Regions from separate parts of the Homo sapiens genome. Here region 1 is linked to region 2. Evidence: chromatin loops called from intact Hi-C (ENCODE). Cell type or tissue: chondrocyte. All regions are shown on one strand. Each heading gives the region's core, and the rest is flanking DNA. Links, peaks and the distances in the headings are about the cores only.

Region 1 (8,896 bases), core at 298-8,297, 470 kb after region 2:
GAAAAGAAAAAGACACAGAGACAAAGTATAGAGAAAGAAAGAAGGGGACCCGGGGAACCAGCGTTCAGCATATGGAGGATCCCGCCAGCCTCTGAGTTCCCTTAATATTTATTGATCATCCGTGGGTGTTTCTCGAAGAGGGGGATGTGTCAGGGTCACAAGACAATTGTGGGGAGAGGGTCAGCAGACAAACACGTGAACAAAGGTCTTTGCATCATAGACAATGTAAAGGATTAAGTGCTGTGCTTTTAGATATGCATACACATAAACATCTCAATGCTTTACAAAGCAGTATCGCTGCCCGCAGGTCCCACCTCCAGCCCTAAGGCGGTTTTTCCCTATCTCAGTAGATGGAGCATACAATCGGGTTTTATACCGAGACATTCCATTGCCCAGGGACAGGCAGGAGACAGATGCCTTCCTCTTGTCTCAACTGCAAGAGGCATTCCTTCCTCTTTTACTAATCCTCCTCAGCACAGACCCTTTACGGGTGTCGGGCTGGGGGACGGTCAGGTCTTTCCCTTCCCACGAGGCCATATTTCAGACTATCACATGGGGAGAAACCTTGGACAATACCTGGCTTTCCTAGGCAGAGGTCCCTGCGGCCTTCCGCAGTTTTTGTGTCCCTGGGTACTTGAGATTAGGGAGTGGTGATGACTCTTAAGGAGCATGCTGCCTTCAAGCATCTGTTTAACAAAGCACATCCTGCACCGCCCTTAATCCATTCAACTCTGAGTTGACACAGCACATGTTTCAGAGAGCACGGGGTTGGGGGTAAGGTCATAGATTAACAGAATCTCAAGGCAGAAGAATTTTTCTTAGTACATAACAAAATGGAGTCTCCTATGTCTACTTCTTTCTACACAGACACAGTAACAATCTGATCTCTCTTGCTTTTCCCCACACCCCATAGGGATAGAACTTCTTAAGACAAACTCTCCTGAGAGCTTGACACATTTGGAACAAAAAATGTGCTGCCTAAAATCTTACACGTCTGAGGTCCCCAGCCAATTTTAGACTGGCCACTGGATGGGACCCAAACATCACACTTCTCAGATGGTGGAGACCAACTGTGCTCCCACTTGGTTAAAAGCCAAGCTCTCAAGGACATGAAACAAGATCAGAGGGGAACTTCATGTGGTTTTATTTGGGGAACAAATAGTAAAGTTTGCCTGAATAGACACCAGTCTGATCAGAGCCATAAATCTGACCAGTCTTCAGAGGTGGCTCGAAATCGTGTTTCTAGGGGTTCTGGACCCCTGTTCTATTCTGAGGTGCCCTTCTTTGTGACAGTACAACCCAGAGAGACAAACAGAGAGTGAGAGACTATTTCTAGGAGGAAAAGGGATCAAACAACATGATTATTCATGCCAAAGACTACACAAGAGTCGCTACATGCACTACTAGTCACACAAATCTTTTTCTTCCACTAATCAAGATTTTATGGAGAAATAAAAGACAACAATTTTCACCATCTGCTCAAACAGATTCCACACAGAGGCCGGCAGCCTGGCTGATAAGGATTTCTTACTCTTCTGCCAGCTGCTCTGGTCCTGGGTTCCCTTGGCTGCAGCTTCCGGAAGAGCAGGTTTCGGTATTCTGCTCACAGCCGCAAAATGATAGAGCACAAGGGAACACTTCCCCTTTGCGCTCTAAAGTTTCACTGAAAAATCGACTGGCCAAGTGCAGATTAAGAGGAGAAATGGCATGCAGGGCTATTGATGTGCGCAAGGGAGAACCACAAAGTGCTGACCCCAACCTCCAATAGTGCTTAGCACAGCTACCACCTAGAGGCCACGGAAACAATGGGGGCTCACGGCATGGCCAGAAACAAGTGATGGCAAGATCAGGTTATAGTGGCAAGGCAGGCTATAAGAGAGAAGAGAAGGCCCGGCTTGCAAATGAGGTCTTGTTATATAGATGATACTTTACAGCCAACAGCCCTCAGAGAGGGTAGATGGTAGAGGTTCCTTTAAAAGTGGGGTGAAATATTTGTATTTACTTCACTGTGCTAGCCCATAGTATCCTCATCTCTTCTTAGAAGCTCAGGTAGGTAGCGGCTAGATAGGACTGGAATGAAATACTAATGAATTGTACTGGGTCCTGCAGTCTTTTGAAATCTCTCTTTTCCCTAAAACAGCCAGGCAACACTCTCTGACCTCTCCTTTGGTGGGAGACTGACTTCTCCCAACCACGAAGGGAGGAAATGGTCCTGGTGCTCGAAGTCCAGTGTGCAGCTGCATCTTCCTGCTGGACCAGAAGATCAACACTGGGTGGGGTCCCAGGGTTTTAAAATCACTGATCTGGACAGTGAGGCTCAGTCTGTCAATCAGAGTGTTTTACACATAGAGGGCGCCAGCCAAAATATAACTAGAAATAAACCGATATACCCACGCGTTAATGTGTGTATATATATATAGATATAGAATTATGCTTAAAGTTCTGGGGTACATGTGCAGAACATGCAGGTTTCTTACGTAGTTATACACGTGCCATGGAGGTTTGCTGCACCCATCAACCCACCATCTACATTAGGTATTTCTGCTCATGCTATCCCTCCTCTAGCAGCCCAACCCCTGACAGGCCCCGGTGTGTGATGTTCCCCTCCCTGTGTCCATGTGTTCTCATTGTTCAACTCCCACTTATGAGTGAGAGCATGCGGTGTTTGGTTTTCTGTTCTTGTGTTAGTTTGCTAAGAATGATGGTTTCCAGCTTCATCCATGTCCCTGCAAAGGACATGAATTCATCCTTTTTTATGGCTGCATAGTTAAAAATACACACATTATTCCTCAAGGATAATGTGTATATTTTTTACTATATAAAGTAATATATACCATATGTAAATATATGGTAAACATATAAGTAAATAAATAAAATAGAGATGTTTACACATAAACTATGTGATGCTGTCTTTTATTCTGAGGTGGTGTTTCTTCATGGAGGTTAGCAGCAACTTATGTATATATAACTAGAGAGACTACATGTAATTACATGTATGAACATGTATTTCTCTGTATCTATAAAGACAAATATTTATTTATTAAAAAAACATAATCCCCAAATCTCATATAATCACACATGTCCCCCCACCCCACCGCAGATGCAATTCCACATTCCCTGGAGGATCTCACATAAACACGCACACACTCTCACACACACACATGCACATACACACACACACAGATGCACTTCCAAGTTCCCTGGAGGATCTCACATAACACACACACATGCGCGCGCACACACACAAACACACAGATGCACTTCCATGTTCCCTGGGAGACACTGTGCTTTTCTGCCACCTTGTGGTAGCACAGGGAGCCAAAAAGCCCACAGAGTCTTTTTCTGCCAGTTTTATAAGACATTTTATAGTTGGCAAATACCTGGCCATTGGCCTTTAACCAGAACAAGCCCACTGGCTGTTGCCCTCTGTTGGAAAAGCTGCCCACACCTCCAGAACCTCTCAATGAGACTAGGCGCCCATGTTTTGAGTACGTAAGGTACTCGATGTTGTCCCACATCCGGTGGGTGAAGAAGAGGCTTTCCTGGGAGAAGAGAAAATGCTGGGTCTGAGCTTGCAGAATGCGCTGGGGGCAGTGCAGTTGTGGGGGGTTATGGTGGTACATGGCCAGAGGGGCGGAGGAGGACTGGGCGGGGTGCCCCTGAGAGCTTCTGGATGCCTAAGCCTACGTAGACTGAGAAAACCTGTTAGGACAGGGTCTCACGGGCCTGAGGAATACCTGGATGAAAGGCAGTAGGAGAGCCATGAGCCTGAGACCTCACACTAGTGTGAGCAGCAGGGAAACAGGGGTCTGGCTTAACAAAACCCCCTGGACTGCAATACAGGTGGTTGACAAGGAAGAACAGTTCAGTGGTAGAGTGCTGGGCACTGCCTTCCCAGCTGGATGAATAATGCCTGTCCCCAAGCCAGGGCCCAGCTTGTGGTTGAGGCGGTCCATTGTGGTGGATTCAAGTGCGCTTGCTCAAGTGGGGATGCTACTGACATGAATATATGCATCAACATGGAAATAATTTAAACATTGATATACAGATATTTGTGCATACAACATCGTAGTGCTGTTTACCAGATTGTAGTGCTGTTTCTCTATGCAAAGGAGTAAGAATCATCTATGCGCAAATACACACACACACACACACACACACACACACACACACACACGGAAACTATAATATTGTACCCAGAATATACTTATTTGACATATTTTGAGATGGCCCTTCAGAGGGCCTGCAATCAGAATAAGCCCTGCAAAGTTGTCTTTTGCAGATGAGATTTGCAACTTTATAGAAAAGCTGCATTGATAGAGTCATAATTGAAGCTTCCGAGGCCCTTCCTTGTCTGGATGTAAGAAAGTTCAACTGAGAGTCTGACACCTGTAGAGGTCTGAAAAAAAAAACATTTACCGTCTCTTTCTCTGAGGGCTACTATCTGTGAGGATTCTTGTAAATAACAAGACCACCTTTCCTAGCCAGGCCTTTCTTTCTCCTCTGATAACTGGTTTTGCCACCATTCCCTGTTTTGCCATATCCATACCCCTATTCTTTGTGTTACCTGAAGATGTCATAAAATATCAACCCTTTGCTTCTATATTCTGTACAATTCATGTGCATGTTAATACATTTGCATGCTTTTTCTCAGATTAATCTGCCTTTGGTCAGATGTTACTTAAGAGAAACTCTAGAGGGAAAAGGAGAAGTTTGCCCTTGGCCTGTACAATATATTTATACCTCAATAAATATAGAGATCATATATAGAGACATATGTGTATAATATATAGAGATAAACATATAGACATATATAAATATAAATATATAAAATAAATACAACCAGAAAATAAACACACACAAACACAAAAACAGAGCAAATACATTTATACTAGGGGGCACTAGGCCATCTTGCTACCTGCTAACTGTGAAGGGTGCCACAAAGGCTACAAGAGGTTTTTTTGTTTTGTTTTGTGTTTTTTTTTTTTTTGAGATGTGGTCTCACTCTGCCACCCAGGCTGCGGTGCAATGGTGCGATCTTGGCTCATTGCAACCTCTGCCTCCCAGGTTCAAGCAATTCTGCCTCAGCCTCCCGAGTAGCTGGGATTACAGGCATGGGCAACCACACCCAGATAATTTTTGTATTTTTAGTAGAGACGGGGTTTCACCATGTTGGCCAGGCTGGTCTCGAACTCCTGACCTCAGGGGATCCATCCTCCTTGGCTGCCCAAAGTGCTGGGATTACAGGCGTGAGCCACCATGCCCAGCTTGACCACAGGAGTTTTACCCCGTCACTTCCAAGTGACCCTACACTGATGGCAAACACCAGTCCATCACCCTTTTTTTTTTTTTTTCTGAGACGGAGTCTCACTTCTGTCACCCAGGCTGGAGTGCAGTGGCGCGATCTCGGCTCCCTGCAAGCTCCGCCTCCTGGGTTCACGCCATTCTCCTGCCTCAGCCTCCCAAGTAGCTGGGACTACAGGCGCCCCCCACCATGCCAAGCTAATTTTGTATTTTTAGTAGAGGCAGGGTTTCACCATGTTAGTTAGCCAGGATGGTCTCGATCTCCTGACCTTGTGATCCACCCGCCTCGGCCTCCCAAAGTGCTGGGATTACAGGCGTGAGCCACCTCGCCCAGCCCAGCCCATCACCCATTAACCAGACCCAGCCCAGGTGCTGTCACCCTCCAGGGCAAAAGTTGTCCACATCCCCAGAACCTGGCAATCAGGATCAGTGCTCTCCTTTTGAACCCCTTAAGTGCATATGTGGTGTCCTGTTTAAATGGGTAGAGAAGGGCCTTTGTGCAGAGAGAAAGAAAGGCCAGGTCTGAGCCTTCAGCATGTGCTGGGGGCAGTAGCGAGTGCGGGAGGAGCACGATGGTGAAAGGCTGCAGGGACAGTGAGGCCAGGGAAGGTCTCTGCTGAGGACCATTGACAGCTTTCAGGAACCAGGAGAATGGGTCAGACTCTGAAGGCTACTCAGTTCTGAGGAAGTTTGTTCCAGCCAGTTTCATCTGGATTGAGAAAACTCTGCAGTTGTTCCTGAGGTACTTGAGGAGTCAGGTGCATGAGATTTCTCTCATAAGAATAAAGCACATGGAAAACAGGGTTCTGGCTTTCTAGACTCCAAAATAGGTGGCAGGCAAAGAAAACCACTTCAGAAAAAGTCTGTTGGACACTGCTGACTCAGTGAATGGAGTCACCAAACTAAAGCCTAGCTTGTGCAGTGATGAGAGTCTATCATGTCAGATACGAACTGCACATGCACAAGCCAGGAAGCTACAGAGAGCCCTGAGACCCTGGGCTAGGGATCTAGTCTTGGCCAGAAGCACTGCTAGCTTCCCAGCTGGCCTCTGCATCCAAAGACCAGGCTGAAGTGCATGGACCTCCAGAAAGCCCATCTTTTCTACTTTTAAAATCTCATGGAGGTACCAACCAGATAGGACTTGAATGGAAGATCACCTGATATTACCCTGTTCCATAGGCTTTTGGCATCTCCATTCATTCCGGAACAGCCAGTCAGCCCTCTCTGCTGTGTCCCAGAGCACCAGGAAGTGAGTAACAGTCCTAGAGTGAGACATGGAGGATACAGCCAAGTATCAGAGGTGAGTGGCCAGGCAGCCAGTTGCTCTTCTGTCTCATCCCCTCTGCATGAACATTGTGGGGAGGAGGTCTGGGTGATAGCAACCATTTGGAGTCTCCTCCTTCCTCACTGGAGAATAGCAAGACCTGAGGTCTGCAAGGACCCCACCATCTTGCCTTCGTTGGGGGTTCCTCAGCAGCCAACCGCCTATGCTCCGGGTCTTCAGTTCTGATTTTGATGATTCCTGGGGATGCTATAGAGTTGTCACCTGCCTTGACAGTAAGTGTGTGGGAGCTGGGTTTACTCTGGCAGAAAGAGAAGTACAGGGACTCCTCAGGAGCAAAGCCTCTTCAGGAAAGAAGAGTTGACCTCAGGCGTCTCTTTCAGGAGTGCTGGCTCGCTGCTGCTTCTACACGTCACCGTACTGGGGGAATCCTATGTGAAGCCGCCCCATGTCCTGTCTGCCTGGATACTCACCATGCAGATAGCTCTCTGCATTCAGCAGGGTCTGGCTTAGGCCCTCTCCTGGGGGCCGGAGACCCCTCTGTTCTTCTCCAGACCCTGCAGAATTCTGGAGAGGAGAGGAAGGTGGAACACACACTTTCTTCCTGCTTTTCTAGGTTGCTGGGTCATCTCTCTCCTTCTTTTAGCTACGAACTCACAGTCCACCCACTTCTTCTTCTTTACAAGCCCCTTGGGTCCTCCAAGAACCAAAGTAAAAAAATGCTTTAAAAATGCGCAGGTCCATTCTACTTCCACCCTGCCATGTAGCTTCCCTGAAGTGACGCTGCACAGGTTCTTCCATCTGCTTGTGGGGGAGGAGTTTCATCTGCTTGTGGAAAATAAAAGGCAAGCAAGGGGTACAACTTAATTTTTTTTTTCTTTTGACAACTTAATTTTTTTTTTCTCTTGAGACGGAGTCTCGCTCTATCACCAGGCTGGAGTGCAGTGGCGCAATTTCGGCTCACTGCAACCTCCACCTTCCGGGTTCAAGTGATTCTCCTACCTCAGCCTCCTGAGTAGCTGGGACTACAGGTCCCTGCCACCATGCCCGGCTAATTTTTGTATTTTTAGTAGAGATGGGGTTTCACCATGTTGGCCTGGCTGGTCTCAATCTCTTGACCTCATGATCCACCCACCTTGGCCTCCCAAAGTTCTGGGATTACAGGCGTGAGCCACCACGCCTGGGCGGGATACAACTTAACATTTTTTTTAAAAAATAATATTTAGGAAAAACAATCATAAAGATATTGATTATAAAAGCCCACGATTTTGGTATAAATTTGTCCACCTGAAATAATCAAAGAAAGAGAATCCCATTTCCAAGAGTTTATTCAAATGAAAAGCTGGGAAAACCCTTTCATCTTGGTAAGTGTAGGAGTGGGAGAAATAGCATGCTTAAGTCATTTATTTATAGACAGCCATCCAGTTCTTAGAATATACTCACTGTATTCACACAACACTGTTTTTGAGGCCTACTAATAGTGCTTTATTTGTATGTATGTATGCATATATGTGCACAAATATCTATTTTCTATAGAATATATAGTTAATATAGCTATATTGCATCATGATGAAATTGTGTGTAATTGCTATAATATATATAAAGAAAAATATATACATCTATATAAATGTATAAAATAAACACAATCAGAAAATAAACACACGCAAGCAAAAAACAGATGCAAATACATTTATACTAGGGACCATTGGGTCCTCTTGCCACCTGCAAATACATTTACATAAAATTGTATGTAAAAGCTATGATATATACAGAGAAATATATATATGTATATCAATATAAATGTATACAATAAACACAACCATGTCTTATGCATAAATTCTCCAAGTAAAAGCCATCTAAATTTAGCATACTTTGCAGTACAATAAATGTTGCAAATAAGATCTTTGAAAATGTCCTCTATGGCTTCTTGTCAGGGGAATATTCCCAGGATTTGATGGTTGGGGACATAAAGTATATGCATAATTATTTTCACTAAGTACGAAGAAAATCTCCAAGTGTGTCTGAATCCTTGAGATAAAACATGACATGTCCACATACATTTCCAGTAATTTTGGCATAATCCAAATTTCTAAAATTAATAAACTGATATAAAGTGCTTTCTTTTTTCTTTTTTTTTTTTTGAGACGGAGTTTCACTCTTGTTGCCCAGGCTGGAGTGCAATGGTGCAATCTCTGCTCACTGCAAACTCTCCCTCCTGGGGTCAAGCGATTTTCCTGCCTCAGCCTCCCAAGTAGCTGGAATTACAGGCGCCTGCCACCTCGCCCAGCTAATTTTTTGTGTTTTCAGTAG
Region 2 (8,896 bases), core at 445-8,444:
ATAAATGAAAGTCCCAAATCCCAACCTTAAATGCAAAATCATTCTCCCCAGCTTCTCATTCTGTTCAATTTCAATTCTATGAATTCTCCACCTGCATTTTTTCAGGGACTGCAGCCTGACTGTCTTTCTGTGGAGTGGGTGCAGTTCCTTCTGGACCTCAGAAATTGTGTCTGTTTGCTGCTAAGTCCCTCAGGAGCCTCCCTTTTTAAGGATCCAAAGCATTCACAGAGCATACAAAATTAGACCTCACTGTGTTCCACATCTACAGATTTTAGAAAATATAGCAATCTCCAATTCCTAGAACATAATCATGTTCCAGAACCCAGCACTCCCTGTTGTCAAGATCATAACAGAAACTGAAAAGTACCTAAAAATAAAATACTGGTTTCAGATTTACTCAATTGCTGATCAACCCATGATGGTTGCCTGGGATCCATGATCGTCGCCCTAAAAATCAATAAGGACTGTGCAAGAATGTTTGGAGCAGCATTACGCAAAATAGACAAAAAAAAAAAAAAAAAAAGAAGCAATTCAATGCCTATCAGCTGATGAATGGATAAACAAAACTGTGATCTATCCAAAAACTATTCAGCTATAAAAATGAATTTATGTTGCTACATGCTACAATATAGATGAGCCTTGAAAACATTGTGCTAAGTGAGAGAAGCCAGGCACAAAAGACCATATATTTTATGATTCCATTTATATGAAATGTCCACAATAGGTATATTCATAGAGACAAAAAGTAGATTCGTGGTTGCCAGGAGATGGGAGGAAGGGAGAATTGGGACTGACTGCTAATAGGTACAGGGTTTCTTTTGGGGATGATGGAAATACTCTGGAGTTAGATAATAGTGATGGTTGTGCAACGTAGTTAATATACTAAAAATCAGTGAATTTTTTGTTCTTCTAAATTTACAGTAGCATCTAAAATAATGTCAGGAATTTCACCTTTGACAGGATGAAAAGCTATACTTTGATTCCATAAAAAGGATTAAAAGCAACCTATTATTAGAATTAACTGCTCTTTAATTTGAAGCATCTCGTGACATCAGTATGGTAGTGACATTATTTCACAGTGTGAACAATTCTCTTTGGGGTATTCCAGACAACCTCTTACAGCTATCACTTAATTTTTTTATATGCCAAGAATTTACAATCTAAAGTGAACAAAATTAATTTAGAGAAACAGTCAATCTAAATAAATATGAAACATTTTTTGCAGTGTAATAGGTAAATGTACTTTACATATTTTCATGTTTTACGTTCTTTATAGGCATAGGTTCCTTAAAATAACTATCACATGTTCAAGTTTATGATAACACTTTTTTAAGAGACATGTGTCTTCTATATTTATGTGGTCAGTGATATCACTATAGACCCTTAGTGGATGAGGCTATAAACATTTTACATAGGTTATATATTTATCATCTGCTTTCTTGAGAATGGAAATCCAGTTATGTGTTTATTTTCAAACCAAAATGTACTTTTTTAGATCATTTGTACGGCAAGGATTATTGCAAAAAAAGTTACAAACAGTAAAATAAATAATTACAGTTTTTTTCTACACAGAGTCACTATAGCGAGGTCTTCTTTGCCTGCATTTGTTTTCTTGCACTTAACCTGTAGTTTCGCGGGTGTCCCTCTGACCATTCCACCTGGCCTTGTGCATCTCCAGGCCCTAGCAAGGACTGTGGCTCAAGCAGCCGAGGTGAGCTGAGGTCGAGCTGTGGGAGCACCAGGGACAGCAGCTGACTCTCCCACCTCCACCCAGGCGTGGAAGGATTCTGCTATCCCAGGCATCGGTGTCAGTGCACAACCTCATTACAGCCACAGGCACCCTTCGTGAGGCCAGTGACACTGAGATGCTAGGTCAGTTTGGAAAGAGGGGCAGAAGCCAGAAGTGAAAAGGGAACAGTATTAAAATCCATCCTAGAGTATTTTTAAGGCAGCAGTTAAATATTTTATTTTATTTTAAATGAGAAAACATCACTATTCATGCCAATGCCAAATGGACAGGGGGTGGTTCAAGAGCTATAAACCCAGACTGTGCAGGACAAGCAAGTTATGACGTTTCTAGGACTTAGACAAAAGGAGGTTGTTATCTTGCGTTATTTCAAGGTACTGATGGGGCAAATGACATTTCTGTTGTTATTGGCAACAACAAAGACTGCCTTTTTTGGTTTCTGTCCCACAGCCTCTTCTGAAAGTGCCTCTTCCACTCTTTAAGTATGCTCTTTGGGAATGAATCTAGCCTTGACTCTCAGGGTTTAAAGCTCATGGGGTTTCTCCTAATCCATGCCCCTGTAGGACATTTCATCAGGAGCCTCCACTTACCTAGTTACATGGCTTGAAAGATGATCTGAATTCTGAAATGAGACGCCACCCCGAGCAGAGGGCCCAGCCAACCTGTGCCCAGATTCCTGACCCACAGAACTATGAGATAATTCATTTGTGTTGTTTTAAGCTGGTAAATTTGCGGTACTCAAAAACCAATGCAACTTTAAATAAGTATATCAACTGGAATAAACTAATTGTATTTATATATGTGTATTTATTTGTGTATCTGTGTATGTATACAAACAACGACAAAGAGGCTGTCCCTAACAAAACTCTAGACAGGCTTCTCTGAGCTCTTTTTTGACTAGGCCTCATCCTTAGAGTGTTCTCCAGAGCCCAGTTTTAGCAAGACTCCTGCCAAGTTGGTTTTGCCAGAATCTCCCACCCTTGATATCTGATCCAATTCCTTATTCCCCACCATTTCCCCAGTGATTATCTTATCACCCCAGCTTGCATTCAGCAAGAATCTTGTCAAGTCCATTTAGCCAGAAATCCTTCACCTGAAGTAGCTTCATGTGGTTTGTGTGCATTTTCAAATATTTAAAAGTGATCCACACTTTATACATGGTTCTAAATGCTTCTGTAAGATCTCAGGTTTCTTTTAGTTTGAACCTTTAATGTATTGCTTAAGCAAGTGGGTGAGGGAAGTGTGAATCCTGCCTGCCTTCTCTCAGCTCTCCCTCACTGAAGATGGGAATGCAGCCCTACTCAGTGGCACCTGGGACCCCTGGCTGCAGTGCCCAGGTGACATTCCTGTGGAGAAAAGCACTTTAGGACCAGCCTGCAGACACCCTCTCATGAATCTTCTGCTTTACCCTGAAGCCTGGGAGAAAACAAAGGGGAAAAATGTGAGAAGAACTACGCTGCCCTTCCCGAATAGAAACCTGTTGTGCAGAGGCACATGCAGCTGAGGACAGAGCTGCGCCATCTTACTGCACCTGCCTTTCTCTGCTCCCAGTGCATCCTGAGAGCTCAGATCCTTCTCTCTCTCCACGAAAGCCTCTTCTCTCCTCACCAAACTAATTGTATTAAATTTGCACATAGTTTCTGTGACCTCATCTGACAGACTGTTTTTGAGCTCCCTGTTGCCAATCTGTCTACTTTCCTGTTCACTTAAACCTAAGGGAATACATCAGCTGCAAGAGGTGACTCTGTTGCACTGTTGCTCCTGTATCCTCTTACAGATGTCACAATGACACTGATATCACACAGTGACATGAACCTTGATGTATGATACATGCAGAAAAAGAATGTGCCATGGTTAGCCCAGCAGTCGTTAAATGAGCTAAAATTGTGATAAGGGAAAAAGAAACACGTGTCAAACACCACATTCAAGGTACCCAGAAGTGAAAATGGAATAATCTTGACCGATTCATGATGGCAAAGCCACATTGCCTGTGTCATCCATGATCCTTCTCTATGATCAGTGTTTATGGAGTAGATCTATATGTAGCCTCTCTTACATAGAATAAGGTTCAATTGAAGGTGACAGAGAATCCCCAAAATAACAGTCCCTTAGAGAAGTTAGCATACTTCTTGCTCATGTAAAATCAGGCAGAGGCTTGGCCATCCAGGTTTGCTGTGGCAGCTCCGCTTCATGAGCCATCAAAATTCCGCACTCCCCAGCTGTGCCCAGGGCACAGCTCACTTCCTCATAGTCACATACGACTGCTGGAGCTCCAGGAAACACAACTGCATCCCAAGCTACAGTCATGAAAAAGGAGTAGAAAAAACAAAAGACCTCCTCCCATAAGGAAAGTCCCTGGAAGTCACAGACAAACAATTCCGCCTCTACCTCACTTTCCTGACTTTAGTTCCATGGCCACACTGACCTGCAAGGGAGGCTAAGAAGTGTAGTATCTACATGGATGATGATGTTAGCAACTGAATATGTGGGGCTGTAGTTACTAAGAAAAAATGGGAGAAAAAAATACCCGGAAGAAACTAGGATTCTTAGACACACAAAACACTTCATTCCATAATTGTAATGATTCCTTTTTAAGAAACTATTTTACATTAACAAGAAAAGACTTGGGAAATCCAACAGAACACCGAGAAGCATATGAATAGGTAATTCAAAGTAGGAAAAACTTTAATAGTTAAAAATATGTGAAGGGGAACTCAGAAAAATTAGTCATGAGATAAATGACACAAAAGAGCACTTTATATCAATTTATTAATTTTAGAAATTTGGATTATGCCATAATTAGTGGAAATGTAGGTGGACATGTTCATGCTTTATCTCAAAGATTCAGACACACTTGGAGATTTTCTTCGCACTTAGTGAAAATAATTATGCGTATACTTTATGTCCCAACCATCACATCCTGGGAATATTCCCCAGAGAAGAAGCCATGGAGGACATTTTCAAAGATCTTATTTGCAACATTTATTGCACAGCAAAGTTTACTAAATTTAGATGCCCTTTACTTGGAGATTTTTTGCATAAAACAGGGTTGTATTTATTGTATACATTTATATTTATATATGTATATATATTTCTAACTATATATCATAGCTTTTACAAACGATTTCACATAAATATATTTGCAGGTGGCAAGAGGGCCCAATGATCCCTAGTATAAATGTATTTGCATCTGTTTTTTGTTTGTGTGTGTTTATTTTCTGGCTGTGTTTGTTTTATACATTTATATTTATAGATGTATATATTTTTCTCTATTATAGAGATTACACTCAATTTCATCATGATGTAATATAGCTATATTAACTGTATATTCTATATGAAATATATATATGTGCACATATATACATACATACATACAAACAAAGCACTATCGGTAGGCCTCAAAAACAGTGGGTGTTTACCATCTGCAAAGGGGCCATGTAATGTGGCTTTTTGGCTCCCTGCCAGTAGGTGGCAGCATTGCCCAACAGCCAGGAGTGTAAAAGTACGTGCATCTGTGTGTGGGAGGGTGTGTGTCTTTGTGTGAGATTTTTGGGTTATGTACAGTTTATGTGTGTGTGTGTGTGTGTGTATGCCCACATGCTTGGGGGTGTATAATTTATATATGAATATACATACATACAAATATTTATATATGAATATATGTACATACATACATCCATATTTGTATATAAATCTATGTGGTTATGTATGTTTACTAAGTAATACATGTTTTTACGTATTAATTTACATATGTAGGCTTTCTTGTTCCTGCCTGGAGGCACAGCACCACAAAGGGAAAGAGCTCTAAAAAGTTCCATGCATAAATATCTATGTTTTAATTTGTATTTATGTATATGTTGATGCAAATATTTATATATGTTATCTATTTCTTCGTATATTAAAAATATAGACATGGATTTGTGTATGTGTTTATTTGAGTTATGCCTTAGCTGGTGCCCTGTATGTGTGAAGCACTCCAGACCGGCAGACCGCACTGCTCCATTCTCCAGAGCAGCAGTTTCCACACACTGAGCCCCACCAATTGTTTACCTTCTGGGAGAGTGGAAGGCACAGCTGTTCCATCTGGTTGCTACCTCCCTGAGCTTCAAAAAACAGAAGAGATAGGGCTTTCTTTTGGGTGTAAGGCGATACATTTTTCAGCCTAGACTTGGCGACCCGAAGTCTGTGCAGAAAGCTAGCACTGCTGCTGTCCCAAGGCCAGATGCCAGGCCCGGAACCTCAGGGCTCCCTGGGGACTCCCCACTTGTGCGCGTGCAGTTCAGCCTCCTGGGATGGACCTGCGTCACCCACAAGCTGGACCCGAATTCTCTGAAAGGCATCATCCATCCCCTGTGGATGGCCATATCTAGCATCTACCTCTGACCTGGTTTTCCTCGTTTGCCACCTACACTGTGGACCAGAAAGTTTTGTCAAGCCAGACCCGTTTCCATGATTCTCTAAGTTTTGGACGAAGCCTCGAGCCCATAGGCTCCCAGGTGTCTTTTTTTTTTTTTAATTATTATTTTAGATGGAGTCTCGCTCTGTCGCTCAGGCTGGATATAGTGGTGCGATCTTGTCCCGCTGCAACCTCCGCCTTCCAGGTTCAAGTGATTCTTCTGCCTCAGCCTCCTGAGTAGCTGGGATTACAGGCACCCACCACCATGCCCCGCTAGTTTTTTTATAGTTTTAGTAGAGATGGGTTTTCCCCACGTTGGCCAGGCTGGTCTCGAACTCCTGACCTCAAGTGATCCGCCCGCCTTGGCCTCCCTCTCAGGTGTCTTTAATCCAAGTGTTCTCCGGGTCTGCCCTGGTTTCTCGAGATGCAGCTGGGGCCTGTGGTAACAGGCTCATGCAGGTCTGTGCAGTCTTCAGAATAAATTGGGGGTCACTTTCCTGTTCCCCAAATGCTCTCAGGAGCACTCAGAGCCATCCTGTCCTGGCCTCGCTGTCCCTCTGGCCCAAGAGCCCTTTACCCCACCCAGATTCACGCTGCACCCAGTGCCTCCTGTGTGTTCAGACCTAGCCTGTTTTCATCCTCCTGGAAAGCCTCCCCTGCCTCCACCCAAACTGAGACGCCTCTCTATGTCCCCACCTCAACTATCAAAAGAGGAGGCCCTGTCCTGACTGACAGCTTCTGCATAAGTGGGCAGCTTTCCCACTAGAAGACGATGGCCCTTGACTGGATCTGGTCAAAGGGCCATGTTCAGGTGTTTGTCATTTGTGGAGGCTCACACGGAACTGGCAGAAAGGAGGCTTCAGGCCTTTTGTTCACTCCACTGCCAGTCTGCAGTAAGGGGGCCCAACGGCTTCTAGTATAAGTGCAAGTGCATCTGTGTGGACTTGGGGTGACATGTTTGGGTTATGTTTATTTTATACATAGAGACTTGTACATATATACCTATATTTATATATTTGTTCACGTTTTTCTATATATAAATATAGATAATTACACAGAATATTTACATTCACTTATGTATATAAATATGTCTGTATTTATGTGTGTGGATGGATAGATAGATAGATAGATAGATAGATAGATAGATAGATAGATACATAGGGAGATAGGTTTTCTTCTTGCCTAAATGGAGAAACACCACCATGGACAGGCAGAAAGCACTACACAGTTTCCTGTATGAATATATATATGTATATATATGAATCTTTATTTATATGCTGACACATATATTCACATGTCACACATGCCCTTCTATCTTTAACAAACACACATTTCTGTGTGTGGATATATCTATTTCTCGCTATGTCTTAGCTGGGGCCCTGCATGTGTGAAACACTCCAGATCGACAGCCTGGGGCTCCCTGTTCCTCCAGATCAGTGATTCCCAAAGCTCAGGCCCCATCCAGTGTTGATTCTCTGGCCCAGAGGGAAGATGCAGCTGTGCATTTGACTTTGGGCGTCAGGACCATTGCTTCCCTCGGTGTTTGGGGGAAGTCACGCTGCTGCTCTTGGTCCCCAAGGCACTTGCTCTCAAAGGCACTCGGTGCAGTCTCACTGTGGCCTGCCTGTCCCTCCACCCTGCGCCATCTTACTGCACCTGCCTTTCTCCGCTCCCAGTGCATCCTGAGGGTCAGACCCTTCTTTCTCTCCATGGAAAGCCTCTTCTCTCCTCACCAAACTAATCATATTGCCCACACCTGAAGTGTTCCAAAGAAGCCCAGCTAACCTGATGCACAAGTTCTGGGAAACTGCCCATTTTTCTCAATGGAGGGTGATGGCCCTTGGACTGCCTCTTGTTAAAGGGCAATGGCCAGGTGTTTCCCATCCACGACCAGTGACATGGACCTGGCAGGAAAGGACTCCTGCTGGCCTTAGGGTTTCCTAGGCTGCTAGTAGGTGGCATGAAGGCCCCAGGGGACCAATGGCCCCTAATATTCACGCAGGTACATCTGTTTGTAGCACATGTGGGTTTTTCAGTGAGTTTTGGATAATGATTATTTTATACATAGGTGTTTGTATTTACATGCTTATTTTAAATATATTGTTTGTATTTATATATTTATTTTAAATATATCTATTTATATATAAATCTATATAATTATACCAAATATTCAAATTTATTCCTTCATAAGAATATGTATATTTTATGTTTTGTAATCACCTGCATGGAGAAACACCAAGGTAGACTGGTGGAGAGTGCAGCAAAGATCTACGTCGACACATGTATATTTCAATTTATTTGTTGATACACATGTTTACATGCTACACACTTTCTGGGTTGTACTGTCATAAAGAAGGGCACCTCAGAATACCTTTAAATGTAAACACATTTATGTGTGCGAGTATATTTATTTCTAGTTATATCATAGGTGGTGCCCTGTATGTATGAGACATTTCAGACTAGCAGACTGGGCTGCACTGTTTCTGCAGATCAGTGATTTTAAAACACTGAGACCCACTGAGTGTTGATCGTCTGGTCACGTGAGAAGACGCAGCTTCACGCTGGACGTCCAGATCAGAGACATTATTTCCCTTGGTGTTTGGGCCAGCTTGCACTCAGAGTTTTGGAGATCAACAGGGAGTGCTGACCAGCTGTGTTGGCATGAATGGGAGCGTCCAAAGCCTACGATAGCTGATCACATTAGGTGTTCTTCCATTCAAGTTCCACCCGGTCACCGTCTCTCTGAAGGTCTA

Evidence for each region. Hi-C counts contacts between places; a loop is a spot of excess contacts. Peaks named below come from ENCODE experiments on the same cell type or tissue, not always from the same donor. Only the 100,000 strongest peaks of a DNase experiment are listed, where the experiment ranks them.
Region 1: a loop joins it to region 2, with 12 times the contacts of the local background. A loop is called at or near these places in 31 of 110 quality-filtered maps.

Annotation. Positions count from the first base shown.
Region 1 is chr10:26,885,479-26,894,374 of GRCh38, reverse strand. It overlaps LOC124902398 (a long non-coding RNA gene), which reads left to right and starts at 6,484. Exons shown (of 2, transcript XR_007062093.1): 1 at 6,484-6,604; 2 at 6,970-8,487. RefSeq lists an enhancer at 1-407. In chondrocyte, for the core only: a CTCF peak has its summit at 3,307 (motif pointing left); no DNase peak of the experiment used is centred there.
Region 2 is chr10:27,357,084-27,365,979 of GRCh38, reverse strand. No RefSeq gene overlaps it. Among named protein-coding and RNA genes, the nearest start is that of LINC02673, 18 kb to the right of the region's middle. In chondrocyte, for the core only: CTCF peaks have their summits at 4,976 and 5,213 (motif pointing right); no DNase peak of the experiment used is centred there.